2 separate regions of the Homo sapiens genome follow, and region 1 is linked to region 2. A link is a loop called in an ENCODE intact Hi-C map of the cell type or tissue named here. Cell type or tissue: HepG2. All regions are shown on one strand. Links, peaks and the distances in the headings refer to the core of each region. The heading gives the core; the rest is flanking DNA. Region 1 holds the start of LOC105369212 (a long non-coding RNA gene). Region 2 holds the start of LOC105370997 (a long non-coding RNA gene).

Evidence for each region. Peaks named below come from ENCODE experiments on the same cell type or tissue, not always from the same donor. Only the 100,000 strongest peaks of a DNase experiment are listed, where the experiment ranks them.
Region 1: a loop joins it to region 2, with 3 times the contacts of the local background. A loop is called at or near these places in 4 of 110 quality-filtered maps.

What each region holds. Positions count from the first base shown.
Region 1 is chr15:96,115,799-96,131,062 of GRCh38, reverse strand. The region is part of intron 1 of LOC112268156 (a long non-coding RNA gene); the gene reads right to left. LOC105369212 (a long non-coding RNA gene) reads left to right here and starts at 3,222. Exons shown (of 8, transcript NR_158193.1): 1 at 3,222-3,901; 2 at 4,948-5,078; 3 at 9,092-9,232; 4 at 12,087-12,220. It overlaps NR2F2-AS1 (NR2F2 antisense RNA 1), which reads left to right. Exons shown (of 5, transcript NR_125738.1): 5 at 3,650-3,703. In HepG2, for the core only: no CTCF peak of the experiment used is centred there; a DNase peak (open chromatin) is centred at 7,882; H3K4me3 peaks cover 778 bases.
Region 2 is chr15:96,163,545-96,178,808 of GRCh38, reverse strand. All of the region lies in intron 3 of NR2F2-AS1 (NR2F2 antisense RNA 1), which reads left to right. All of the region lies in intron 1 of LOC112268156 (a long non-coding RNA gene), which reads right to left. It overlaps LOC105370997 (a long non-coding RNA gene), which reads right to left and starts at 7,226. Exons shown (of 3, transcript NR_188332.1): 1 at 7,164-7,226; 2 at 5,308-5,405; 3 at 4,474-5,057. In HepG2, for the core only: no CTCF peak of the experiment used is centred there; DNase peaks (open chromatin) are centred at 6,778 and 7,318; H3K4me3 peaks cover 1,888 bases.

The sequences.
Region 1 (15,264 bases), core at 4,358-12,357, 48 kb after region 2:
TCTTTTACCTGGACAATTCCAGTTGCTTCCTAACTGTGCAATGTACACATCCTGTTGCTGACCATGGGAACTCTCTAAAGCACAAATATGATGCTCTCTTCCTGTTTGAACTTTCAATCGAGGTTACTTGCAAAATCAGCTTCATGGTTCTTGGTCTAATGCCTGAGACCCTGGCTGACCTTGCAACTACCTTCCTTTACAGCTTCAAAAGTTGCTACCTCAAAAAAACCCTCCAAGTTTTGGAAAAGTACTTTAAGGATTAACCTATTGTAGGCATGAGGAGTTGTCTGTGGTTCCCCAAACATCCCATGTTCTTTCAAGTTTCCATGCATTTGCACGTTCTGATACTACTGTCTGGATTATGATTTTCTACCTATCCTGCCTTATAGGAGAATTTATGTATTTCTCAAAATGCAAATGTTCTCTCCTCAATGAAGACGTGCTAAAACTCGTCTTTAGCCCATTTCCAAGTAGCCAGCAGTTAATACTTTTGTAACACTGTGCATGTATTTCTAGTACAGGATCTAGATCTGTACATTGCATGTACCTTTAATATAAACTCTAACCCCCACATTAGATGAGACTTCGTTGTCAGGGCCTAAGGCATGAGAAAGAGAACTGGTTAGCAGGCTGTCAGTAGGAGATAGAAAGCTAAGCAGGGTAGTTCTTCTTTGTGACTTTTGAAGACACTGGACAAGTAGATCTGATGAAGATAGACTTGGGTTCAAACCATGGATTGAGCATCATGCATTTCACTCACATTATCACTTTTACAAAATGCCCATATCATATGATGGGTATTTCACTCATATATCTCAGAAAAATCTATTCTATGGTTTGTGGAGGTAATAACTGTTTTAGAAGCAGAATTTTAATGCAAAATTGATAAATTCTTGTATGCAAATGGTAATATTTAAAGAATTTCCACCATTCTCCACACATTACTGGGACTGGATAATTATCTGAAAGGCAGATTCTGGTTTTGAAGGTCTAGACAACAGCATAGTAGACTTTCTTTTTAGTGCTTACTTTGATTATCATTGGCTATCTAACATTAATGTAAATAAGAAATATAAAAAATGAGAAAACATGTTTGTTTTATTTTAGGGGTAACTGAAAGTATCTTTTGAAAGGGCAGTTTAAATATTCCCAACCTTTATATTATTAAAATACACTGTGGTGTCTTTCTCTTTATACTCTGAGCTTGTTGGTAGCAAACCCATTTATCTTTATTGTCTTCCTAACCTATAGTATACTGGCTTGCATTTATTATCCTTCTGATATGAGTGTTTCTGGATCCCACAAAAACATAGGTTGAGGTAGTTTTGGGAGACAATTAAGCAAACGAAGCACACCTCTTCTGCTGGGCTGCAGTTGGATGATCCCAGCTCATGCATTTGGGGAGCTGGTGTAGTGATACAAATTTTAGAGCCAGAATGCAGGGTTTGAATTCCAGCTCCGTTACTTACCAGTATGTGCTACCAGGAAAGTCATGTAACCTCTTTTTGCCCTGATTTTGTCTACCATTAAGTAGGGATAATACCAATTACTATCTCTAAGAATCTTGAGAAGATTACATGTGTTAATACATGTAAGGTGCTTGGAACAATGTCTGACACATCATAAATATCATCGAAGTGTCAGCTCTCACTTTATTGGTTTCAAGTCTTCACAGTCAGCCTCCTTTGTCCTAAGGTCATGCTACATTTTGTATAAATGTTTCTTATGGGACAAAATGCTCCTGTCTGTTTAGGAGTGTGGGTGTGAGTGTTTAAAGACACTGATGACTTTTGCCCTATAATGGAAATTCTCTGCACCAAAAGAGCCAGAAGATTGCATTATACATTTATAAATTCACATCAAGTAAAAACAGAGAGGGAGATGGATCCCAAAGGACATATTATCAGAATCGGGCTCCAGATGGAGAATTTATGTGATTTGATATAAGTTTAAATACAGAGTTGTTTTACTCCAAAGCTTAAGAGGAAGGAATCGTTGTGGTCATTGCTAGTTATATTAATGGAAGGAGTCTTCCCCATTTTTAAAACTTAAGTGATGGTAACTATTGGCAGAATTTGTCATTCATCTCAACCAGGTTTCTAACTCTTACTCTTAAATTCCCTCTTTTAATATTTATTTTTTAAAGTTTTTATTATGCATAAAATCTATTTTTTAATAAGTTGAAAAGAATTGGAGTGGGAGGAAATCAGAGCTGTCATGAGAACTGGAGAAAATGGGTGTGGGGAGGGGAATCTGTAGAGCACAGGTGCCAGGTGTCCTGTGGATCTCGGCCACAGCCATCCGCCCATCAACTCTCCTGTATTGTTTCTGACTAATGGAGCAACCTATTCACTTTTTTTTAATCATATGAGAAAAAGGATGCATGGAAATTCCACAATCAGTGTCATTGAGGTCAGACGATAAGCAACTTTAAGTTTAATGAGAAACTTCTACATCAGAGGCTTTATTTAATTTGTTTTGTTATTTTGTCTTACTGTGGCTTCAGAATTTCACCCAGGAAATGTATGGAAGGTTTAACAATACCATGTTAAATCAGTAGATCTACATGATCTTTTCAGTGGAATAGAAGAAATATGATCAGGACTTGGTGGCCCTAAATTAACTTGTTTAAAAACAGGATTCTCAATTTGGTTATGAATTTTCTTACCTCCAGTGATGTGCTGGGAAGCGTTTAACAACTGACACTTTGGAATAAAGCCCTGATTTATGCTGTGGGCTTATTTCCTTTTGGTGATATTCCCACCATAGCCAATTTTGACCTACCAGTGTGATGATACCAAATGAAGAGTTAAAAGAGAGGTACACAGTGGGCTCTTGAGAGCCTGTTGAACATGGCAACTACACAACACAACTCTGTTTACATCTCAGAAAAGATTTGAGACAGGCCAACAAAAGAGATTGTCCTGAGAACTGGCATATAGAAAAAGCTCTATGGCTTGCATAGGCAATGATGAGGCACAGCATTCAAACAGGGAAGCTGGATCAATCAACATTGCCTGGCTGCACAGCATCAGATAGCCCAGCCAATATTCACTGTTGCACAATGCTTTTTTTTTTTTTTAAACTAAATTAGTGAAGTATACAGACATTCCTGTAGACATCCACCTGGATATGTCAAAGAAAATACCCAAAAACTGTGCCTCTTTTTTTTTTTTTTTTTTTTTGAGACAGTCTCTCTCTGTTGCCCACAGTCTCTCTCTGTTGCCCAGGCTGGAGTGCAGTGGCACGATCTTGGCTCACTGCAACCTCTGACTCCCGGTTCAAGCAATTCTCCTACCTCAGCCTCCCAAGTAGCTGGGATTACAGGTGCCCAACCACGCCCTGCTAATTTTTTGTGTTTTTAGTAGAGACGAGGTTTCACCATGTTGGCCAGGCTGGTTTTGAACTCCTGATCTCAAGTGATCCGCCCGCCTTGGCCTCCCAACCTGCTAAGATTACAGGCGTGAGCCACCGCACCTGGCAAAAACTGTGCTTTCTTATGGTATATTTTTTTCCCTTTCTTCTGAAACATTTTTAGATTGTTATCTCATTTTACTTCATTTTACATCAGAAGGTTTTCACATAGGAGTCCGTATTCTTAGGTTTTGTATGCTTTGGAGGATTTCACTCTCTATTCATTCCCTGTGAGGTCCTATATGATGCCTGTTTCCAAGGGAAGAAGTAAAGTCAAGAAACAAGATATCCTCAAGCTACTCTTAGGATCAGTGTCTGCATAGATCTGGCACACAGAAATGCAAGGAAACAATTTGTGCAAAGCATTAAAAAAAAAAGGGGGGACCCTGAGAGTATAACAAGTGCTCCTGAGAGAGGACAGACGGAGAGGACGCATGGGCAGGGATGGCCGCCCTGAGCAGCTGATGTTCGAGCTAAGATCTGAAAGGTGAGCTGGGGCCACAGACTTACTGAGTTGGGGGTGAAATGGGCCACCATCTGGGGCACAGGAGACAGCTCATGCCTAGCCGAAGGAACACAATGCATTCAAGCTGCTGAAGGAGTGCCAAGCTGGAGCTCAGGGGAGCCTCCTACAGGATGAGATGGGATGGGGTGTGTGGGGGGCAAGACCTAGGGGATGAGATTTTGTGCTTTGGTCCTTGGATGGGAAATGGGGAGGCAGAAGAATGGGTGGTGAGATGAAGTTTTATCACCAAGGGAGAGGGAAATATTCATGAGGTGTTTACATTAGGGATTTTTATTAAATATAGCAAGTGGTATTGATCTGGAACTCGGTGATCTGGAGCCGAGAAAAGGAGACTTGCCCCATATCTGGGCAGCATGCAGAGTGACCAAACAGCCACATAATCATGACTTAAAGAGTGACATATCTCAAGGGTTTGACAAGTCTGGGAAGCCCTGGAGGGGAACCCCCAGAGAGGGAGGAGTCCTGCTTTTGAGGGGCAGGGGTGTTTGCCATACGGTGAATTGTCTCCTGCGAGTGACTTTTAGGCAGCTGGCTGTCACGCACAGTTGTGTAGTTTGCATACTTGGCAAAGGTACTCAACACGGGGCAGTGGGAGCTTCCATCCAGCCCTCTCTGAGCTCTTCAAATCTGCACCATGGCAAGGGACACAGAGATGGGTTCTTTTTGACATGCTCACTGAGGCTTTAAGCCAGCGAGACACTAGAGACCCTATTCAGGAATAACTTGGGGAGAGGGGCATTTGTTAAGGGGGTACAGGGTGGGAAGAAGTTATGAGGTTCTTTGCCAGCTAAGAAGAGGGTTTGATCCTGAAAAGACTAAAGTTAATATATTTTATTTATGCCTAACATTGGTTGGGCAGGAATTGCTTAATTATATACTGCATATGTGTATATATCCACCCAAGCATGCGTATGAGTATTGTGAGTGTACATATACATACATGCATATGTAATGGCAATGTAATGCTTCTTAAATATATTAATGTCATTCCTTTTCTCACTTTTCAGGTGCATGATTTCCCACTTACCTCCCGCAACCACTACCACCCACGTTGTCCACAGTATTCAGCTGTCTCAGGGAGGATCACAATTATTCTAATGGGACTGCAAAGAGTGAAGGACACAGCTTTTAACATCAGGTAGAGAATTTTGTTGAGTCTTTAGTAGGTCAGCCTTTGGAAAATACTTCTCTAAATTTCTATACATTCGGGCTAACTCATTAGAGGTCAGGCCTGGAAGATGAGATCATCTGTTTCTTCAAGAGGAGGACCTCTGCTTCTGTCAAAACAGCTGAGTCAACAGGGCGTGGTGTCTCATGCCTGCAATCCCAGCACTTTGGGAGGCTGAGATGGGAGGGTCACTTGAGCTCAGGAGTTTGAGACCAGCATGGGCAACATAGTGAGACTTTGTCTCTACCCCAAATTTTAAAAATTATCTGGGTTTATTCGTGTGTACCTGTAGTCGCAGTTACCTGGGAGGCAAGGTGGGAGGCAAGGCGGAAGATTGCCTGGGCCAGGGAAATGGAGGCTGCAGTGAGCCATGATCACACGTCTGCACTCCAGCCCGGGTGAGCATGAGACCTTGTTCCCCCCAACAAAAAAAAAAAAAAAAAAAAGAAAGAAAAGAAAAGCTGAGCCAGGAGACTCAAGAATGAGATAGCATCTCTACAAGTCAGAAAGACAAAAAGGAAACTCCACTTCAACTCAGGTAGAATGTGGGAGAGAGAAAGGAGACAGATGTGGCAGGATTAGGCTTGATGCCGAGCGACTGGAAGTCTAAGCAGTGGTTGAAACAGGATAGAATGTGTTTCTCTCCTTTCTGGCTGCCTGGGGAAGGCAGTTCAAGGCTGGGATGGCACTCTTCAGTGTAAGAGACTCAAGCTTCACCTTTTTTATTTTTTACTCTGCCGTGATCCTTATTCCTTATCATGGTGCAAGATGGCTGCTGTAGCTCTGTCCACCTCATCTGCATCTCACCCAGTAAAAAAAAAAAAAAAGTAAAGAAGGCCACACTTCCACATTTGATCACGTTGCTAATATCCCTTAGCAGAGGTCAGTCATTTGACCACCCAGAGGCAAAGGAAGGTGGAGAATATAATTGTTATTCAGAGAAGCCATATGGAGAGCTAAAATTCTGGGGTCCTTATAGCTAGAGGAAAAAATGAGGGAACCAGTGAGGACAAATGAAGGAAGCATTACTGGGAGAAAAGAGTAGGGTGAACAGATGTGGAGGTGTGTTAGAAATGACCAGATAGATTTAGGGGAGTCAAGGACATGAGGCCTTGCCTATTCCCATGGAACAGTCTGGGAAACCACTGTGACAGGCCCTGTTGGCGCTGCAGCCACACGATGGCATCTGGCCTGATGGATGTGCTTGAGGCTGTACTACTTCTGTGCTCAGCACAAGGTCTCAGCGGTTCCTACAGTCCTCCATGATGAGGTGTGTTGGGTTGAGGCCATGCACTAGCAGAGGGCCAGCATGAGAGTCAAGATGCAGTGGCAGCTGGGACCTCTGAGACTAGAAGCCTGACATGTCAGCAGGTGAGACAGGACCTCCTGCCTGTGTGGGCACCAGCCAGACCAGCCAACCTTCATTAGACACCAGATGTACCCAGAGTCCCCTGTGACTCTGATCCCTGCTCTTCCTGCTGTCGCAAAGACACAGAGAGCTTCTTCGTAGACAGGCACCATCTTGGGGAGGAGCAGGGAGTAACTTTTTTTTTCTCTTCCCATACATAGGCGGAGCTAAATGGGGGATGGAAGGTTCTTGAGAAGATTTAGCTAAAGAAGCTAATTGTTAAGTTAGGCATCTGAGTATAATGTGAGTGCATTTTCTATCCTATAAATGTACATAGAATTAAACTTGTAATGCTAAATCATTTACTTTTGAGTTCATCCTCATAAGAGTGCAAAATGAACAAAAATTAAAATTGAGATTGCAGATTTTGATTTAGGGTAGACCTGTGGCATTTAGTGTTATATCAGGCCAAAGACATCACTCCAAGATAATACTATTTACACAGAAGATCTCCTTAGCTAGAGATGTTTTTTTAAAAACTGAAACTAGTAAAGAGAAAGTTGATTTGTCAAGAGAGTTGACTCCCACAAATCGGGTGTTTTCCAGTTATTCAGGCATGCAACATTCACACAGATGCTCTCAGATCCTCTTACGAAGTACTGGATTAAAAAAGTATGAGATGAGACATCAGATATTTCAGTGACAAAACCATCCCTCTTGATCAACCAAAATATTCAAATGCACTTCAGATATGCTGGTTTCTGAAGCGACCTGAAGAACTTGTTTTCCCTTACCTCTAAGTTAAACCCAGACACAGTGACTCCAGACCGAGAACAATTGTATGGGGATATTGTATTGCTATTGCCTGCAATTTAGATAAAACAAAGGTGCACAAGGCATGCACCCACGTGTACACACACACACACACACACACCTGCCCCCCCACCACACACACACTGTGAGGTACTATATCAATGCCTGCATACTCCACAAATCTAGTCCAGCAACTTGCTTAAGCTTTTCATTGGAACAAAGTGATAGTCTTCTCTCCTAAAACAGAGTATCTTAAAAAAAAAAAAAAAGTTAATTTAGCAAAAAGTAGTGCCCAACTTTTTCAGGGACCCGTGGAATTCAGGCTGTCTAGCTGACACCTCTGCAGTACTTTAAATATTTAAAGCAATTGCCTCTGAAATATGGATTACCATGTAGGGAAATGTACAAGGGAAGATTGCTTTCTCCAGTTTTGTTTGCTCCTTTTGATGTAAAATGTTGTGGGAAAAAAAAGAGCTGTGACCCTTAATTAGATAAGGATTTATCTACATTGCTTTTCTTTTTGTGCCTGACCCCACTAGTCGGGCTAGTTGATCTGTATTGCCTAGTGTTGACACGAATGAGCAGCGTGAACCTTATACAGTTGTAAACACCTCTACAATGTGGCCTTCCTTACATGGTCCGCGAGGAGGCCTTGACAGAATGACACCCGTCATCTGATAAGCTGGGGTCAGGAGTCACTTGAAGAGTCGCTTTTTCTTTGAATTTCTAAAAGCCAAAAACTTTTAATGTTTTTAATAAGTAAATTACCTAAACATGTACAGTCCTTTTGCACATATTAACTCATCAGAGGCCCACGTGAGTCAGGGAGGGCTCCCTAAACAGTCAGGGGCTGTTCACCTGGTGTGTTGTAACTGCAAGACCACGTTTTGGTGAGAATCTGAGATGTATTTTGGAGAGCTTATATGACACAGTGGTCACATGATCCTTAAGGAGCCAGAGGGCATGACTTTAAGTAAATGGCTGGATGTTTTTTTCCAGTGTTGGCGATGCCTGTACTCAAAGGCAGAAACTCATCAGTAGGACTTCGATGAAGGAAGAATATTTTTCTTAAAGCAAGATATGTTTTAGTGATATAATTAGCCTTTTAGTTTATTCTCCCATGTATATATATCTACACACACATACACATACATATATAATGCCTGTTTTATAGTGTCTTGGAGATTTAGGTGATCAGGTTTTCTTCATGCCAGTATTTGGAATTCAGTGAGATCAGGTGGCTAGGCAAAAGAAGAGTAAATTATAACAAGAGCTTCCTTTATAGTCACCATGAAGAAGATGACTTATTCTCTGAGTCATAAAGTCATAAACCAGAATGCCTTGGTAAAGAAAAATTTTAATTGATACTGATACATGTTTATTCTCTTCCAGGTCTATCTTATTTACTGAGGATGGGATAGGGGATAGTGTGTGTAACAAATGTGTCAATCCTTTTGATAAGGTGCTGTGGGAACACAGAGGGACTGGTGTCCCTGGGATGTAGGAGATTTTCCTGTGTTGGCCTCCTGCCATCTCTCCTTGTGCTTCAATCAGTGTATGAGAGTAGGTGGCAGAAGCACCAGCTTGGACATTTCTAGGGCTTTTAAGAATATTTACAACCTTAAAATTTTGTGCTCAAAATAGGTCACTGAGAGCCTGTAATCCTGCAAGATTTCAGAGCTGTTCCTTGCACTTTCCGTAGCAATTCTTTCATCAATCTGATCACGTTCTTAATTCCAAATTTGGTGTTGCAGGTAGTCAAAATACTAGTGAGGACTCTGTTAATGCAACTCAAAAGCCAGGTTTCTCGTTCCAATCACAGATTCGAATCCTACAATTTGGAACCCATGGGCACTTCTAGATTGGATCTTGCAGAGATTTTTTACAACAGAAATAATGGAAAGGCAAAAGAAAACATTGAGTAATAACCAACCCAAGCAAGTCCAGCCTCTTTCTGCAGAAGGCAAGTAGTTCTAAATGAATTGAATATTTGGCAATTTTTTTCCATCCACACTGTTTGACTCCATTCTGGGCCAAAATGATCTGTGACTAAACACAGGCAAAAACAAAGTTTATTTTTAATCTGTCTAGCAATGAGGGTATTGGCTCATCATCCAGAGGAGATGTGAATTCTTATCCTTTATCTAATCTTGAACACTCTCTCTCATACTGGGGAGTGGTGACGGCGCAATTTCTAGCACTGATTTCCTATTGAAACCGTGGTTTCCTTCATTGTTTATCAAATTCTCTCCCGTCTTACCCTCAACTCCAACCAACCCGGAGTTTTTCGTCAAAGCCACTCTACTTGACATACATATGAGCTTGACAATAAAATTCCTTGGATATACATTGTGGAAGACGGGTGCATTTTCCATATTTTACATCATATTCTTGTTTTTGGATCACCAAAATATGATGTGTTATAATTTAGAAATTCATTTCCATAAATAATTTAACTATAGCTCTAGACTCATGAAACTTGGATATAGGCCAGACAAGCGGCTCATGCTTATAATCCTAGCACTTTGGGAGTCTGAGGCCGCCCGGGAGGTCAAGACTGCAGTGAGCCAAGATCACAGCACTGTACTTCAGTCTGGGTAACAAAGCGAGACCCTGTCTCAAAGGAAAAAAAAAAAAAAAGGAACTTGGGTATAATTTAAGATGGAGCGACAAATATGGGGTTTTACCTGGAGTCTCCTACACCATGTGACCTTTCAAATTTGGCCTTGCACAAATCATACTGGAAAGGTATGTTTCAGAACTTTTTCCCTAGTCTTACTCATCAAATATATTTTCCCCACAGGAATATCTAGTGCCATCAAAGTGGATAATTAACATTCAAGGTGCTAAGACCATGTCTACATGATGAAAAGTGTTTTGTAAAAGAATAAATGAGTGCATTACTAATGAAAGATTTTTTTTTCCTTTACAAAAAGTCACTGAATTATGCTATCCAGGCAGCCCACTGTCTGATGCATTGATAAATGGAGGAAAAGACAATCACATTAAGAACATCAGAACATCATTTGCAATTCTTAAAGTCGGTATTCAGAATCAACAAGCAGGGAACTTTCTCTTAAAATTAGAGGTAATAACCCACCCAATTGAGTGGCAGCAATGTGGTCAATTGAAGACAGAAAAACAAGACCTATTTTCCACATTACGAACCTTTAGTCCAAGGAAGTGTTTTTCAAATGATGTTGGCTGAGACCCCGAGTAATAAATATATTTTACATTGCAACACAAATGCAAATGAGTGTTGAAACATCCATATATAATTGAAACAAAAGTTTCCAAAGTAATGCTACTCTACTGTCTGCGATGCACACGTATTTTCTATTGTATTCTATTTCACTTTAAAAATAAATGCTAGTTGCAAACCATAAAATTTATACCCCTAATGGGGGGGCTGTGGTCCACAGTTTGCAAAAACAGTTATTTAGCAATTATAGTCATCTATACTTTTGAAAAATGTAGCAGATGCACTAAGAAACTTCCACAAAAATATGTATTCATAAGCTGAGTGAACTAAAGACCTCTTTAAGGATACAGTGTGACATATGATAGGGGCTCAATATAAATTTGAAGAAATAATTAAAAGAACATAGTAGAACAGGCCAGGCGTGGTGGCTCATGCTTGCAATCCCAGCATTTTGGAAGGCTGAGGAAGGTGGATCATCTGAGGTCAGGAGTTCAACGTAGCCTGGCCAACATGCTGAAACCCGATCTCCACTAAAAATATGAAAATTAGCCGGGCGTGGTGGCGCATGCTGGTAATCCCAGCTACTCGGGAAGCTGAGGCTGGGGAATCGCTTGATCATGGAAAGGCGGAGGTTGCAGTGAGCAGAGATTGTGCCACTGCATTCCAACCTGAATGGCAGAGCGAGACGCCGTTTCAAACAGCAACAGCGACAACAACAACAACATAGTAGAAAAGAAGAAAAGAAGGAAAGAAGAAGATACTGTGGAGAAGCCATAACTGCAAGTGAGCAGATAAGGCAACTGAAATGAGCCTCAAGCAACTTAGAGGTGGCCTAGTTTTGGCAAAGATTTTAGGCTGTTTATAAAGCAAAATAACAACTGGTATGACTTTAAGTGCTAAATATTTTTGTAAAAAAATATAGTGAGGCCAGCACAGTGGCTCACACCTGTAATCCCAGCACTTTGGGAGGCCAAGGAGGGCGGATTATCTGAGGTCAGGAGTTCAAGTAGTCTGGCCAACATGGTGAAACCCGTCTCTACTAAAAATACAAAAATTAGCAGGGCGTGGTGGCCCATGCCTGTAATCCCAGCTACTCGGGAGGCTGAGGCAGGAGAATTGCTTGAGCCCGGGAGGCAGAGGTTGCAGTGAGCTGAGATCGTGCCACTGCACTCCAGCCTGGCTGACAGAGCAAGACTCTGTCTCAAAAAAAAAAAAAAAAAAAAAATAGAAATAGTGACCAGTTGAGGAAAGTTTAAAGCCTTTTGTGATGAATGGATATGGCTTTGAATCCCAGATTTTCCAGTGACCAGCTTTGTCAATGTGGAAGCTTTTTCCACCACATCTTGTGTGGTCTTTAATATTGGGGTGATGATATCTAGCTAACCAGGTTATGATGAGACTTTATAATAATAACACATAGAAGGAACATGATAGGGCCTAATAGGTAGCAAACGCTCAAGAAATAAGAAATCTTATTTTGTGTGTTAGATGTTGGTTGTTTTTTTTGTTTTACCCAACTCTGACTTTAGCTTTCTTTTATGCTGAATGAATCTGCCTTTCAAAATGTTGCATCAGACACTAACATACCTTCTCTGCCCAAATTGTTAACTAGCAGATAATCAGGATGACTCCACCTTTGTACCTGACTGAGGAACTTAGTGAACCCTGAAGAAATGATGATTAAAGAGACAATGAAGAGGCCAGGCGCAGTGGCTCATGCCTGTAATCCCAGCACTTTGGGAGGCCGAGGTAGGCGGATCATGAGGTCAGGAAATCGAGACCATCCTGGCTAACATGGTGAAACTCTATCTCTACTAAAAATACAAAAAATAAGCTGGGTGTGGTGGCACGTGCCTGTAATCCCAGCTACTCAGGAAGCTGAGACAGGAGAATCGCTTGAACCCAGGAGGTGGAGGTTGCAGTGAGCCGAAGTCGTGCCGTTGCACTCCAGTCCGGGTGACAGAGTGAGACTCTGTCTCAAAAAAAAAAAAAAAAAAAAAGGACAATGAAGACAGGAGACATTGGGCTGTGCCCTTCTAGATATGACAGGGAGCAAATAAGCCAACTCCAGGTCAGTATAAAATCCTAGGTGATCATTAAAATCACTTAAATAAGCCAACTCCAGGTCAGCATAAAATCCTAGGCGATCATTAAAATCACTTAAAATTAAAATCCTAGGTGATCATTAAAACCACTTCAAAAAGACATGTTTTGGGAGCTATGTGTTCAGGGAAACAGAGGAGAAAACAACTGGGACTCTATGAGGTGCCAGGTTTGAAGCTGTATGGATGTGACTGATGTCAGGTTTTCATGAGCCCAGTGGAAAATTTAGAGGCAGTAAACTGGGCAACTGGGGCTGTTGGTGCTTGAGTAATGCTTGGGCATCAAGATCTCCAAACTGTGTGGCCGCACCTGTGGTCCTAGCTACTCAGGAGGCTGAGGTGGGAGGATAGTTGGAGCCTGGGAGATTGAGGCTGCAGTGAGCTGTGATGGTGCCACTGTACTCTAGCCTGGGTGACAGAGCGAGACTTGTCTCAAAAAAAAAAAAATCTCCAAACTGGACTCTCTCTCACTAGGGATTTGTCTCTTTCTCCTCTCCTTCTCTTCCTTCCTAATTATCTCCTTTTCTTTATTCACAATATATATATCCTCAACTATGGATAAGTGTGCTTATACTCAGCTATATTTTCTTTTTTTCCAGCTATATTGATGTATAATTGACAAATAAAAATTAGATATTGTTAAGGTGTACAACATAGTGCTTGACAGATATATACATTGTGAAATAATTACCACAACCAAGCAAGCTAGTTAACATATCCATCACCTCATGTAGTTACTTTTTTGGGTTTTTTTTTTTTTGGTGTGGTGAGAACACTGAAAATCAACTCTCTTAGCAAATTTTGAGTATTCAATGAAGTATACTTGAATAACACTGTATACAAATTCAAGTATAAATTCAAGTATACAATGCTATTAGCTATAGTCATCCTGCTATATATTAGTTCTCCAGAACCTACTCATCATATAAGTTAACGTTTGTACCCTTTGCCCAAGACCGCCCCACTTCCTCCTCCCACCAGCTGCTGGTAACAACCATTCTACTCTCTGTTTCTATGAGTTTGACTTTTTTAGGTTTTGCATAGAAGTGACATCATGCAGTATTTATCTTTCTGTGTCTGGCTTGTTTCATTTAGCATAACGTCTTGCAGGTTCATTCATGTTGTCGCAAATGGCAGGATTTCCTTATTTTTAAAGGCTGAATATTCCATTGTGTGTGAAAATATATGATATCAACTGTATTTTCATATATGTGTCTAACTGGATGGCCTCTTAATAAACTTTAAAGGATTAAAGATTGTCATTAGAGAATTCTAAATAAGGTGGTTTTAGGTTCATATTATACAATACATGTAATGTGCATGCATTATGTCGACTCTTATTAAATTCTAAGTCCTACTCAATAGTGTTGAGAGCATTAATGCACCCAAGAATTTTGTTTTTTTATTTAACTTAGTGAGAAAATATAACTTAATATATAGCAATTCACTTAGATTGATATAGAAGTAATTAACACCACATTCTTATTAATAGATTTCTACATATTTGCAATGACTAATAACTAAAAATGTAAAAAATAAGGAAGTTACATTATAGGCTTCCGAAAAATATGCCTTTCCACATGTGGGATTTCAAGAAAAAAATATCAGCACAAAAGTATGTATTAGAATGCTTGGAATAGTCAACCAAAATTTCACACAATATAAACAAGACAAATCGGTACAATTAATAATAGAGGACTGGATGTTCTGCTGTAAGTTTTTGATACATATTAAGTATTTCTCAATTTTTGGTACATATTAAATTTCCTCAGGGTGTTTGTTAGTAATATGGATTTTGGGAACCACCCTGAGAGAGATTCTGACCCAGAAGGTTTGAGGTGGAGCCCAGGTATTATTTGCAAGCATTGCAGTCCATTCTTTTTTTTTTTTTTTTGAGACGGCATTTCCCCATGTCACCCTGGCTGGAGGTGCAGTGGCACAATCTCCGCTCACTGCAACCTCCACCTCCCGGGTTTCAGTGATTCTCCTGCTTCAGCCTCCTGAGTAGCTGGGACTACAAGTGCTTACCAGCTAATTTTTTGTATTTTTAAGTAGAGATGGGGTTTCACCATGTTGGCCCAGCTGGTCTTGAACTCCTGACCTCAAGTGATTCACTCCTCTCAGCCTCCCAAAATGCTAGGATTACAGGTGTGAACTTCTAATTACATCTTGAGAAACTGGTCTAGGATAATTCAGATGAATTTTTTTTTTTTTTTTTTTGCTTTCCCATATTTTAGATGTAACCAAAGTGGTGCACTCAATGTTTAAGTACAAAGAAGGATGAAGAGGTAGAAATTTGAGGCAGCTTTTCAACCTGTTTCTGTCACTTTGTTTTCCATCTTTGTTGCATGCTTTAAACAAATACACCAGTTGTCTTAATTGAGCCTTCCGGAGCATATCCCCATTCCACATGTGCCCGTGAATCTGTGGCCACATGTACACATAATGATTTGGAGTTCCATTTCTTAGAAAAAATGAAGATTGACCCCGATTCTTTAAGTGCTGGGAGTATTACCATAATAAATGGTATCACTGCATGATAAGAGCAAATGTGTGATTTTAGTCAACATATTTTCTACATGACTAATGAGAGACTTGCAGCTTGGATACACAGCAGTGTCTAGAGTCAGTGGCTAAGCCGTGGTAGGTCTCTATGAAGTGGGGAAATATTTCTGACCAACCCCAGGGAGA
Region 2 (15,264 bases), core at 3,778-11,777:
GCAGGAGAGGAGAGGTAGTTGGGATTCAAGATATGAAGGAAATACGCAGGAAGGGAGCAAGAGTAGCAAAAATTGCAAAGCTGTGAGATAGAGAGGAAATGCAGGAAGGATTTCAAAGCAGAGTATAGGCAAAGAATGCCTGGCATACAATCTGGAGAGGAAAAAGATGGGGAAAGGAAGTAGGAAGTGAAAACCGAGGGAAGTGGAAAAGAAAGTGAACATGTGGATGGTTTGGAAGCTGTCCTCAAAAAGTAGAAATGTGGCCTGGAATCTATACAACACAAACGAAAGGGAATACAATGTTTGGGGCAGGAGAGGAAACACCTGCTTAAGAAGGGTATTTGAAAAGTCAGAGCCACACCCAGACCAGAAGATTCGGGCAGACTGATGGACATCATTATGATGAGAAAAAAAAAATATCTGTAAGTTTCAGCCAAAATAAAAGAAAAAATGTGGAGTGAGGAAAGGAAGAACAACCACAAAACCAGTGTTCTTTTTAGAACTTGCTAGAATCACAATAGAAATATTGAAGCACTATTAGACCGGTATTTTCTAAACATATCTGAGGATAGCACCTCCTCTTATTTTTAATTTTTACTTTTTTTAATTTTTTGAGATACAGTCTTGCTCTGTCACCCAGGCTGGAGTGCAGTGGCACGATCACAGCTCACTGCAGTCTCGACCTCCTGGGCTCAAGTGATCCTCTCACCTCAGCTCCCTGACTAGCTGGGATCACAGGCGCATGCCACCACACCCAACTGATTTTTTTGGTTTTTAGTAGAGAGGGGGTCTCACTATCCTGCCAAGGCTGGTCTAGAACTCCTGGGCTCAGGCAATCCTCCTGCCTCAGCCTCTCAAAGTGTTGGGATTACAGGTGTGAGTCACCACTCCCAGTCCTCTTTTTTATTTTTAAAAAACCTTCTTTAATATCTTGTGGAACTATAATTTTAGGAACATAGTTTATAAAATGTTAACTTGGTAGCATTAGGGTGGACTTTTCCACCCCTGAATTCCATCCTCCCAAATTGTAGTCCTTTTTGAGTTTTGAATGATGGCTGATTACTCTTCTGATTCTTGGTGCTTTCACCATGCCTGCCTATATGCAACCTCTGTTAGGGTTATGAGCTGGAAACCCAGGCTTGTTAGAATTTTGCATAAATAAGTGTCATAGGATTTTGAGCATTGGCTTTAGAGAGTCTTCCATGAGCAAATATATGAGCTTGGCACCCTGAAGCTTTTGCAGCTATTTTGACTGCCCACAGGATTTTTCTTGCTTACTTACTGGTTTCTTAGCTTCCATTCAGAAGGCAGAACTTTCCAGCTAATTGACCTCCAAATAGTTGAAGCGTGATTGTATTATTGCTACTAATAATATTGGCATTGCATAAAAGCAACAGAACAAGTCTGCAGATTATACACTGCAGAGGCCCTTTAAAGAAACAGTTAATCCAGAGATTAGGCTGCATATTTTGAGGACTTTTTCAAATTTTTGTCAGGCACACACTCTCATCTGATGCTTGCAACAGTGTTGAGCATATTGTTTGTGAAGTGGTAGTGAACCTTAGTATGAGAAATACATGACCACCTACTGGTGGGGTTACAAAGGCAGAAATTCAGCTATAATCAAACAAACAAATGCATTATTCTTTCTACACATTCATGAGACAAGAGCGTAAACTCACTTGTGGAATTTACAGTTTTCCACAAGCGGATTTGGCGGAGGCATCTGACTGGGGATGTTTCTATGTCTTTCACTGTATGCATCTCTTATCATAAAATTTAAACAAAGAAATGAAAGTTGGCCACTTGCCATGGAATTAGATTCCATCATAGAATAAATTCTCATCACTAGTCCTAACGGTGATACCCAAGATACCTTTTTGGATACCTTGAAGGTAGGATACTTCAGGGTCCAATCAGATACATCAAAGGAAAATAAATGCTAACATAAAAATGGCCAAAGGAAGGGAAATAGTGATGTCGCTTTGTGCAACTTTTAGAGTAGTTTGTTTCATGCCAGACATTACTTTTATCCTTTCTGCCCCATTTATTATAAAAATTTTACTTTGAAAATGTTATTTTAGAAGGAAATTTTGTTGTCACAAGACTTAAACAGAGGAGGTGAAAGAATTAGATAGTGAACATCCAGGTATCCATCAACCACTTTCGACAATGAACACTTTACTTCTCTTGCTTTTTCATATCTCTTGCCATCTGTCCCTCCCTCCACCCAATCATCCAACCGTCTTGATTTTCTGATGCATTTCAAATGAGTTGCAGGCCTTGATACTGTTACCACTAAACCTTTCAGTATGCAGATCATTAACTAGAATTCAATATTTATTTACAAGGTTTGTTTTTGAGGTAGATACAGTATAATGTACAAACTATGTACATTTTGGTGGATTTTGGCAAATACACACAACTGTGTAACCCAAACAACTCTCAAGATCTGGGATGTTTCTAGCATCCCAGATTGTTCTCTCATGCCCATCCCACCAATCCTTGCCCCATTTTCCCAAAGACAACCATTATTCTGATATATAATTTTTCACCCTAGATTAGTTTTACCCATTTTAGGATTTCCTGTAGATACAATCACGCAGTGAGAAAAAGATGTGCAGGGCTTTTTCACTCAGAATAGTGGTTTGGAGATTCATTATGTTGTTGTGTGTATCCACTGTAGTTTGTTCCTTTTTATTGTTGAGTAGTATTCCATTGTAGCCATATACCACTGAGGAGAATTTTTAGAGAGAGAGAATATGCACCAAAGAATGCCAGAGAAGAGTTTCCGGGATAATGAGATGGTGGTGGTTGGGGGGACCTGAGGTATTTTACTATAAAAAAGGGCACTTTTAGGAAAGGACAGGAGAACTACCTTCTACTATTTAAGGCAAGAATCAGCAAACATTCTCTGCAATGGGCCAGATAGTAAATATTTTAGGCTTTACTGGGCCATGTGGTCTTTTTTCAAGTACTTAATTCCGACTTATAGTAAAGTAAAAGCAGCCACAGACAATATGTAAGTGAAGTGTGATTGTGTTCCAATAAGACTTCATTTATGGACACTGAGATTTAAATGTCATGTGATTTTCATGTGTCACAAAATATTATTCTTCTTTTGATATTTTTTCCAACCATTTGAAAACTTGAAATCCATTCTTAGCTCATGGCCCACATAAAAACAGATGGTGGGCCAGATTTGGCCTACGAGCCATAGTTTGTCAATCTTTGATAAAAAAGCACTGTCAAATGGAAGGAGGAATAATTATTCTGTTTAGAACTAGTGGGCAATATGAAGACTAAAGGAGGCAGCTTCTGCTCAGAAAACTGAGTAATTAAAGTAGTGTTGAAATGGACTCTAATTCCCTACTTTGTCTCTGTCCCTTGCCCCTATTGGTAGCATAGAATTAGCAGGACAGGCTACAGGGCTAGTCTGTTTAGTGCAATTGTCCAGCTCTTCTCAGTCTATCTGTGTGACCTCTGGCAAGTTAGTGAACTCTTTTCTGTTTCCATTGATTCATCTATAAAATAAGAGCAATAATAGATCCTACCTCCTAGAGGCATTTTCAAGATTCAATAAGTTGAGTGTCTATGAAGTTCTAGGAACAGTGCTGATTCACAGTCAGTACTACTCAATATACTTAGGACAGTGTCTGGCACACAGTAAGTATGAAATATGTGTTCATTATTATCATTACTGTTGTTATTGCTTTAGTCATTGGGAAGTTGGATAGGCATGTGCGAGAATTTTGTTGAAGGAATTCCTACTTTTCATAGTAGGCTGGACTAATAGATGCTTAAGTTGCTTTCCTGTCCTAATCATCAGCATTCTCTTCAATTTAGTGCCGGATACTTTGACCCTGAGGCTCAACTGTTGTTGAAATCTGAGAAGAAATAATATAACATTCTAGTCATTAATATTAGCATAGCCTACATAATAAGGTAAAAGTACAGTTGGGCCTCCATATTCCTGGGTTCCACATCTGCAGCTTTGAGCAACCACAGATTAAAAATAATTGTAAAAAAAAAAAAGAAGTAATAATACAACAATAAAAGTAATACAAATAAAAATGCAGTATAACCATTTACGTAGCACTCACATTATATTAGGTATTGTAAGTAATCTAGAGATGATTTAAAGTATACAGGAGGGTATGCGTAGGTTATATGCAAATACTATACCATCTTATATAAGGCACTTGAGCATCTGCAGATTTTGGTATTGAAGGGGGTTCTGGAACCAATCTCCTACAGATACAGAGCAATGGCTGTGTATTTTGTTTCTGCTTGATCTCTCCTTACGCTGGATCTTGGACCTAACTCTCAGTAGATCTGATTAATTATAAGGCCTCATGTGGATGCTGACTAGTTGTAATGCTACTTTAATTTTTTCTCCATGTGAGAAAGTGAGAGGAGTAGGGATCTTTGCTTTGTAAAGGGAAATGTGTCAAAGCATTAAGCAAGCATTAATTTTTCCTCAGAGCTTTATTCACATATTGGACGATGCTGAATAACCAGAGAGTTGTGCGATTATGCACAACATTATTAATGCAATTATGTCTGGATGTCCTGTGATGTTGTGGGACTGGTGCTCCAAGCCCATTATGATTGCTGTTGCCTGTTGAGAACAGGGGAATCCAAATAGAGTTGACTGTGGCAGATCTCCATTTGCAACCCCTCATCCCCCAGTTATAACCCTTATACTAGATTGTTGTCTTTGTTTACTTGGTCTCTGAAATTTATTTTCCCAAGCCTGATTATGTATCGTCTTTTTCTCTGTTAGCTGGCTGGAATGATGGCCCCTGTTTCTAGGTGTGGTAAGCACGATATAAAATCACAAAATGGTACTAACAGAGACCTGTGTGATTATTTATGTCAACATTTTCATTTTCCACATGAGGAAACCAAGGCACAGATAAGAGAAACTTCATGCTTCCAGTCCAGTGCTGTTTGTATTATGCCAGATTCATCTTCGACTCTAAGCAGGATCGGATGTGGGGTGTGTTGTTGAAAGTGGCAGGAGAGCCAGATGGAGGCAAGCCCCACCTTCATGCCTACAATGTAGAGTTTTGGCATTATTTCCAAATAAATATATATAATAACTGGAATACTACTCTCTGTTATATTGAACACTCTCAGAAAACATTATAAATATCAAATGTTAAAGCCTAATTTATTAAAAAGTCCTGTTAGGGGATGTCTTTATTATTTCACATATTGGAATCTCAAATTGTGGCATTGGTCTCAGCCTTTCTGTAACTCACAAAAGCTCTACTGATGAGAAAGTGATACCATAGTATTTACATGGGTGCTTAAACATTTAGACATCCATGTGAACAGACGATTCCAGGAAGAATTGCTGGTAGGACACAGAGCAACATCAAGGCAGGCCTTGACTCATCCTAGATGATAAGTTAAAAAAAAAAAGGTCAACATGGACGTGAAGAAAGAACAATAAAAGGGAAGAAATGCTAGATAGTGAAAAGGGAGAAAAGAAGAAAAGAAAGGAGGTAGTGTACCCTGGCAGTTCCCAGGAAGTTAAGGTGGCAGGGGAAATGCAAAGCTCTCTGATGGGGATGAGGCTCCTAGTCTTTTGACAAAAATAGAAATGGGGGCTTTCACCGTTAACCCCCACATCACTTAATAAAGCCTGTTCAATAGTCTCATGTGTTTTTTGAAGCATAAAGGATTTGAGTTGACTCTTACTATTTTCTAGCTTGACTCAAAGATGGTTTACAGCACAGGAAGTTCCAAGGTTTCACATAAACAATGTCATGAGAGTTATTAATTTTTGGAGTTAAGATTATTGCCTCCTAACTGACTTTCTGAACTTTTTGGATTTAGAAACTACTGCTTTGAAGGCAAATATTTGCTTTCCATATTAAAAAAACCACTTTTTAGAGTATGTAAAATGACACACTAACATGAACTAAATTCATAATGAAGCCAAATTCTTTTTAAAAATATTAAATCTATAAAATTAGAAAACCATTTCACCCTTTTGTGTAAAATACCTATGCTAATGCCTTGCTCACTCGTTTTTTAAAAAATCAATTTTAAGGAGAATAAAGAATTCTGCTGCAAAAACAAGTTGAAAGTCTAAAACTCGTTTATTGCGGTAGAGGCTCCAAGATCACACACGTCCATTAGAGGTATTCAGTGCAGGGTCACTGGAGGGTCGGCAAGAGACAGCCAATTAGATGTCTGTTTTTCCTTTCAAAGTCCTGTCTGTTTCCTTCACTCTCTTCAAAACACCCTAAGTAGACATATATATCATGAAGTCAAAGCGAAAAAAAAGAAAAAAGAAAAGAAAAAAGAAAGACAAAAAGAAAGCCTTAGAACAGTGGGAGTTTTATTATCCAATAGTCATATGCATTTTAAATACCCATCATTATCAAGAGGAAAAACGAAGCCTGGTGTCTGGTAAGAAGATGTGCTACAAAGTAGAATACTATTCAATTTTGTCTAAACTCAGGCAGGAAAAGGCTACTGAATGCAATCCTTGGTTTCCCACCGTGGAAGATAGATGACTTCAAAGTTGTAGCAAAAGTATTTGTTTAGAGTAGGGAGGATCAAGACTTTCTGGTATTTACAGTGAAAAAACAACAACAACCCAGCCTATCTTTTAGAAAAGGAATGCATGGTTAAATTGGCTCAGCTTGTCCTTAGCAACCTGAACTCGGAGGCCACATTTTTTCCTCTCTAAGAAGCAAGTGGGAACTTGAAAAGTATGTAGCATGTCGTGAAAAGGGAGCAGTGAACTTTGCCCAGGTCTGCAGCCAGCACTGAAATCTGAACCTTCTGTAGTCCCTGGACTGGTGTCCCACCTCGCTACCCCCAACCTTCCTTTTTAATCCCTCTGCATAGAGCGCCTTAGCAAACTACCTTGGCCTGGAAGCAGAGCAGTTGTGACTTCTGAGGGAAAACCTGTTCTCTAAGTATTTCTGATGCCATTAAGAAGGAAATGCTAATGACAACAAAAAACCCCACTAAACCCCAGCTTTATAATTATGATTATGATATTCAACCTTATTTTTTATAATATGTATGGAGAAAATATAGAAAGATTTTGTTCTGTTGCATTAATTTTCAAGATAGCTTGAGAAGTTTTGGAGGTTCCCTATGTAGAGATTGTCACTGCTTGGAAAGATTTTTCTTACCTTGTTGGCGGGGAATATCATCAAAAGCCCTGCATTTAGGCGGCTTGCAGTATGAATCGTTTCACAACAGTAAGTTACTTGGTAACTTGAGCTGCACTCGTTCCTGAAATTCTTTCACCTAATTGAAGATTAACTTGATTCCCCGGATTGTTGATGGTGGTTGACAGTGTGGGGCTGGGGTGGGTGGAAATAGATTATTCAACTCACAAAGAAGTAGGTGTACCCTAAGTGACTGTTCCATTACTGATCATGATTGTTTGCCTTCCTAAGTATTCATCAAACTCGGTGCTGCAGGATCGTGTGGGGAGGGAGGAGAGTGTACCGCCAGTGTTCAGAAAGCAGGTGAACCTCAGAGAAACTTCAATATTTTGTAAAGAGACTTATATGTAGTAATGGCTACTCCAGAATCCATTAACGCCCAAACAAGCCGACTCAAGGGTTCTGGCTTTCTCAAGTGGCTAATGTAAACAATATGAAAGTCAATAGTCGGGGACATTCCAAGATAGTATTAACACGATTGATTTATTGATGGTTGCACAATGGGAGGTTATCTTTTGTTAATTGACTCGGTAAATAAGCTCCCAGGCGTCAGGGCATAGGGGGAAAAGCAACCAGTGGAGGAAAAGGTGAGGCACCTGGATTATAATTTTTTTCAACTCCCAGCCTGTCTTGGTAAATTCCATACCACTTCCTCTGCCAACCTCAAACACAGTTTAGCAATTTTAATTCCGGCCAAAACTCTGCATCCATGTTTCATGAGGGGAAGACTCAAGGGTGGTATGTTCCTATCAAACAATCCAACTTTCTTTCTCTTTCTTTCTTTCTCTTTCTTTCTCTCTCTCTCTCTCTCTCTCTCTCTTTCCTTCCTTCCTTCCTTCCTTCCTTCCTTCCTTCCTTCCTTCCTTCCTTCCTTCCTTCTCTCTTTTAAAAACTTTTACTTCAGGAAGATTAAAGCAATAGTAGTTGAGAGAGAGACAGAGAGAGAGAGAATTCACCGACTTGGCTTATTTATTAATACAAATCTAGAAATGGTAGGGAAGATGCATGTATGATCTTTTTTTTTTCTTTTTCTTTTTTTTTTAGATGGAGTCTTGCTCTTGTTGCCCAGGCTGGAGTGCAATGGCACAATCTCTGCTCACTGCAACCTCTGCCTCCCAGGTTCAAGAGATTCTCCTGCCTCACCGCCCCCCAAGTACCTGGGATTACAGGCGCCTGCCACCACACCCAGCTAATTTTTGTATTTTTTGTAGAGACGAGGTTCGCCATGTTGGCCAGGCTGGTCTCGAACTCCTGACCTCAGGCGACCCACCCACCTCGGCCTCCCAAAGTGCTGGGATTGCAGGCATGAGCCACTGTGCCCGGCCTTCACGTGTGATCTTTTAACCTCCAAGAAATGATTGAACCATAGGGATAATACATTGTTTGCTGTTGGCAGTTATTTATGCAGCATTTCTCCATAAAGACTACCATAATTTGGTACTTCCTCCTCCTATGAGGAAGGGGGAAAGAAAAAAAAATGCTTTATAAATTTTGGTCGACTCCTAGTACAGCAGTCCCCCGTATCCGCAGTTTTGCTTTGCATGGTTTCAGCTACCCGTGGTCAATCACAGTCTAAAAATATTCAGTAGAAAATTCCAGAAATAAACAATTCCTAAGTTTTAAATTTCACACTGTTCTGAATAGATGAAATCTTCTGCCATCCTGCTCTGTCTCGCCTGGGCTGTGAATTGTCCCCATTGTCCAGCGGATCCATGCTGTATGCCCACCCCTGCCCGTAGTCACTTAGGAGCCATCTCTGTTGTCATATTGACTGTCACAATGTCACAGTGCTTGTGTTCAAGTAATTCTTATTTTACATAGTAATGGCCCCAAAGTGCAAGTATAGTGATGCTGGCAATTCGGAGATGCCAAAGGGAAGCCGCAAAGTGCTTCCTCTAAATGAAAAGGTGAAAGTTCTGGACTTAATAAGGAAAAGAAAAAGTATCCTGAGGTTGCTGAGATCTACAATAAGAATGAATATAGTATCCATGAAACTGCGAAGAGGGAAAGAGAAATGTGTGCATAGTATGTTTAGGGCTTGGTGCTGTCTTCGGTTTCAGGAATCCACTCAGGGTCTTCGAGGGTATCCCTCAAGCGCAAGGGGAGACTGCCGTATTATGTCTGCGGAAGTGGGACCTCCTAGATCAATTCCTAACACTTTGAACTTGGCAAGATAGATTTTTTTTTGGACTTTTACACTTTTATCAGCGATAGTTTAAAAATTTAAATTGCTCACTGTTTAACCCTTGCTATCTTCTAGAACAGTGGTCCCCAACCTTTTTGCACCGGGAACCAGTTTTGTGGAAGATGATTTTTCCATGGACAGGGTTGTGGGGATCATTTTGGGATGACACTATTCCACCTCAGATCATCAGGCATTAGATTCTCATAAGGAGCACCTAACCTAGATCCCTGGCGTGAGCAGCTTACAATGGGGGTCAGCTCCTATGAGAATCTACTGCCACTGCTGATCTGACAGGAAGCATGATCCGAAGTGATGCTCCCTCGCCCACTGCTCACCTCCTTCTGGGGCCTGGTTCCTAACAGGCCACAGATTGGTACGGTTCCGCAGGCTGGGGTTGGGGACCCCCGTTCTAGAACACTCAAAAAACATCAACTTCTCCCTTCACGCTGTCTTTTCCTCTGTCTCCCTAAGGCTTTTCTTTTTTTGATACGGGCATTCTTTAAGCTCTGACTTCTCTTTTCCTCTTTCCTCTGCCATCTCCCGTCAATCTCTTCCAGCTGCTGGCTGTACTCTGCAGGGGAGTTCAGAGTGAGCGTGAAGTACAAATCAACACCTGCACCCACTCCAGCTCTGTCTCCACCTTCCAACCATTTCCCGTCCTGACTTTTCTATTTCTGTACCTAACCCACCCCAACCCATTCTGCCATTGTTTTTGGCCTCAAAACTTGGAGTCCGCCTCACATTCCCACTTTCTTCTGTAAGTTCTCAAGTCCTATAGATTCTGCTTTTAAAATGTATAGTTCATAAACGATGAGCTTTGCCTCCCAGATAGATTAAATTGGACTGTGGATTGGCACACGGTAAGTATTCAATTAATTTTTGTTGAATGAAGGAATGAGTGAGTGGCTCCTCCTTAAACCAGGGTCCCTGCTCCAAAATATAATCCTACATAGCTTTGCATACTACTGTATTCTTCATAATAATCATCTCTGATCACATTATTTCAGGGCTCAAAAACTGTCAGTAACTAGTTTTCTCCTCAATCCAGGGTAAACTACTCTTTTTTCAAGTCACCCACAATGTCTTTTTGTTTATCTTCCACTAAACTCCTAAATATCCTATGCTCAATACAGAATATTGCTTATTTTCCTCTAAATTCTTTTTTTTTTTTTTTTGAGATGGAGTCTCACTTTGTCACCCAGGCTGGAGTGCAGTGGTGTGAGCTCAGCTCATTGCAAACTCTGCCTCCCAGGTTCAAGCAATTCTCCTGCCACAGCCTCCCAAGTAGCTGGGATTACAGGCATGTGCCACCATGCCTGGCTAATTTTGTATATTTGGTAGAGACAGGGTTTCTCTATGTTGGTTAGGCTGGTCTCGAACTCCCGACCTCAGGTGGTCCACCTGCCTCGGCCTCCCAAAGTGCTGGGATTACAGGCGTGAGCCACCACACCTGGCCTCCTCTAAATTCTTTATATCTCTCTGCTTCCCTATTTTAGCTCATTTTATTTCTTCAATCAGAATGTTTGTTCAATCATTTTTTTAAGCTGCATTTTTTTAACTGTTTTTTTGAGGCCCATTTCAAATGCTACCCTGTCCATGGAGCTATTTTTAGTTCCATATACTTCTTTCTCAGCCAAGCTAGATGTGCTCTTCCTCTTGGGGCGTTTATTGTATTCAGCCTGTATCGTAGATATTTCTATACTTGATTTATTCTTTCCTAATAGAAGGTAAATGCTTGGGAGACAGGAGCTAAATAAATCTTGCTTCTTTCTTCTAAGCCTGGACTCTCAGTGCCTTGTACATAGTAGGCACACAGAATGCTATTATTGAATTACAATGATTTTTATATTTTCATCCGTGTAAGATTTTTTTCTTTCTCCTTTGATTGCATGTTGTTGTTCAGCATTGTGTGCGTGTGTGTTTCCCCATTTGCTATGTCCTGCTTAGCACCTTTAGTTTTGAAATACACATTTATTTATGTATCTTTCCCATTTTGACCTAGTAAATAAAATGTATTTTTTCATGTGACTATCCAAAGTGAGAGAGGATACTGTGAAATGTCTCATGAACTGCTGTTCCAAGGTAGTATTTATAAGCAATCCTTTGATCTGGATTTCTTTTAAATTTTGTGTTTATCTGTACACATTTAGGGGGTACAGGTGCAGGTTTCTTACACGCATGTATTGTGTAGTGAAATCCACATTTATCAATCATTATTTTAAACTGGTCTTCGGAATGCAGGCAGGTCCAGGAGCAGGGCTCCTTCAGTTTGCCCTGCTGCAGCCTGCTTCGGGTTTGCCCAGCTTTCTGTTCTTTCCCTATCCCTCTTAATGTCTGGGAATTAGTTACGCTGAAGTTCCACTTCATACAGAGCTGCCTGCAACTTGAGATGCAAACTCCAACACTGTGGGCCACTTTTTAGAAGCATGTGGTCATTCGGGAAACAAAGGCACTCCTGTTTCCTCTTCTCAATAACAATTAAGACATCAGATTAATAGAATCTTTAAATTCTTGAACTATGCTCGCAGAATAGTTTGTGTTTGCTTTAACACAAAGGAATACTTTCCAAACCCTAAAGGTCACCCAAGAAATAAGAGAGAGACGGCTTATGAATCGTGTATGCTGGTAGATTTTTGGAGAATGGCATGTGTCCTAGGCAGTGCGCTCTGGCTTTGGAGCGACTTGGCATGGGAGTACTCTGTGATTTACGCTGGAGAGGCATTTCCTGGGCAAGGAATCCCCTGTATTGAAGGGGCATGCCATTAGGAGGAGAAGAAATAGGGGCGGGGCGGGGTGGGGAAGAGGAAGGCTTCTTGGTTCACATTCTGGCATTCACTTAATGAGTGTGATGTTCTTGCTAATGGGATTTAACCACAATACCTATCCCTAACCTTGTCACCAAAAAGGTAGTCTACATGCCCCTTTTTTTTCAATACCGTCTGCCTGGTAACTGTGCAAAAGTCTGTTCTCCCAATTTTCTAAATGGTAATCCTAGAATTATCTTGGCTCAGAAATGAATGAAGAACCCGTGTACAGGACTCAAATTTCCCTACAGGGGTTGTAACTGAAGCAAGGATTAAGTGCCAGTACACAAAACCTCTCAAGCAATGGACAGCATGTCGATTGCTAAACATTCTATGGTAGAAGGCCTTTAGTTTTTCTCTTTTATAAAGCTTGAGATCAAGTTTTGGTAAGAAGTAAAAAAGCAAGGCAATTTAGCTCCTTTAAAGGATTGCTTGTTGGGAAGGACAGAGCTATATTTAGCTCTGTGGCTGTGTCTCCAGGAAGCTAAAGCAACAAGGCAATTAAATGGTGAATTGTGTGTGTGTGTAGAGAGGGGGCTCAGGGGGAGGGCAGGTTAGGGAGATTATAATATAGGCCTTAAAAAGAATCTGTTTAGGAAAAAAATTTTCAAAACAGTTGCAAAGTATCATGAAGATACAGCAGACTATTGACTGACCACCTGTTGCACATCGCAAACCTTTATTTTGAAGTGGAACAGACAGAGCCTGAATAACTCCAAGTTCCCCCATATGGTGATAGCAATAATAAACTCTCTGTCATTTATTGAGTACCTACTATATACTAAACACAGTGCTTTACTTCTATTAAGCCATTTAGTGTTGACAACTGTGCTCTCGGCAGCAAATAACAAGAGGGTCTTGCCCAAGATCACATAGCTGCTAAGTGGTTGAAACAGATTTGAATCTTGTTCTCTTTCTCTCCCCACTTTTAGTTGCTTATATACACTATGCCTCCTATACTCTTCCCTGCTGCACTGGCATTTTATGATCTTTAAATTCTTATATTACAGAACTTTGACCTTCTAGGAGAAAGGCATGAAATACACCCCCCTCCCATAATGTCCATACTCATATACGTGTGTGTGTGTGTGTGTGTGTGTGTAAAACATCTACGTCTAAATCTACAATTTAAGTGGAGTGCTATCCTTAAAAAAGGAATAATTAGAAACTCTCATTTACATTGTAATTTACATTCAGATTTCCTGGAACTGTAGCTTTACTCTTTTTTGCTTTTTTTTAAAAAAAAAAACTCCTTTTATTTATTATAATTCCTGGAGATTTGGCTCTGCTCATGTCCTAGATATAGGGTTATGGATGTGGGGCAGAGTTCAGCGAGACAGAGCTGTGTCAGGAAACAAAACAGCGGGGTAGAATTGAGTGTCATATAACTAGCTCTCAGTCGTTGTTTTTCTCTCATTTTGTGTGGTAAACCTAAGGCCTGTTTGATTTTGCATCTTCGAATTTAAACCCTGGGTAAACAGGTAGATGGCAGCCAATGATCCCAAGTGGAAATTATTGTCTTACAAGAGGGTAAATAATTTGACCAAATCTAAACATAGAATTCTTCTTCTATGAGTGCAGTTTAAAATCACAGGGCATTTTAGTGCATCGTCATTTTTCCTTTTCACACTTATTCCCTTATTGAGATAGGTAGGAATCAAGAATTGCATCTCTGGGAAAATTGATAAGTGTTCTTTCTGAAAAAATCAACAGTATATGAATAAGAAGTATATTTCCTTGAATGATATTGTTGTTAGTTTAACACCTTAAATAAAGAAGGTATTCAATAATTTTTAGGAAAATCAAATTTAGAAATAAACATTCAGATATGGAAGGCCTAACAAGGCTGTTCTCAAAGTAGACAAAGGAATACTTAGAATCTTATTGAACCTCTTTGGGACCAGCTGGACACGATCATTGCTCCGGTCCTCTAGAGCTCTAACATTCTTTGAATCAATAATAGCCCAGTGCCCTTTCATTTCTGGGCCCATTCATTTAGAGATAGGATAAAGTGGTCAAGAAAGCAAAATTCAGCTGTTGAGTCCAGAGGTAGTTGGAGATATAAATCAGAATATTTCTTCCTCCCAGATCAAAAAGAGAGAAGTTCTTATATCTGCTCGTGTTTGAAGCAGAGCAGCAAAAATTGTGGTGGATATAAAAATCTAGGCTTATTACAAGACCTAGGAAGCAATCTCAGGGGGATGGTCTTGCCATCAGTTACCTGAGATTATTTAATTACAAGCAACTCGTGATTACCTGTAAAGGCGAGAGATGCAGTGGAAAACTCAAACAATGCTTGTTGCAAAATCATGTACATTGGCTTGGGAATATCCCGTATGACATTCCCCCCCAGAAATTTGCCTTCCTAATTATGTTTTGCTTAGCCCAATATTAAAAATTAGTTAGTTTCCCCGGAGTAGCTCTGAAGTTAAACTGCGGAGGGAGTTGGTTCAAGAGCATGCCAATTGGAATATGGAGGATGAAACATTTTCTGGCACTAATGTGGCAAAAAATCCCAAAGTTATTTTAATCTTAAAGAAAAACATAATCTTGAGCACCTTACCAGCCTTCACATATTATCTGAAATGCTATAAACATTTGTAATGATTACATAAATGAGATTATTTTTATTTAGATATGTGTGTTTTTGCCTTAAGAATGTGTGTTCTCACTCTCATCCTTCTTGGCAGCTAAAGAAAATAATAAACCAATTTTCACAGACTCAAGCATAGTGCTCTGCACACACAATTGGGTCAGAAATATTTGTTGAATAAATAAATGCTCCTGCTTAGGAAGGGTCTCATTTTGTAGCATTGAAGACAGATTAGGCTAGATTTGGAAAGTTAGAACTAGAGGCGGATTAGAAATCTTGGATCCTTGGGCTACAACGTTGTCGTCATGGGGGGGTTCTTGATTGAATTCTCTTCTTTCTTTCCTTCTTCCTCCTTCCCTCCTTCCCTTCCTCCCTCCCTTCTTCCTTCCTTCCTTCCCTTCTTCCCTCCCTCCCTCCCTCCTTCCTTCCTTCTTTCCTTATTTTCCTTTCCCTGAATTTAAATGACTTCATAGTCTAATA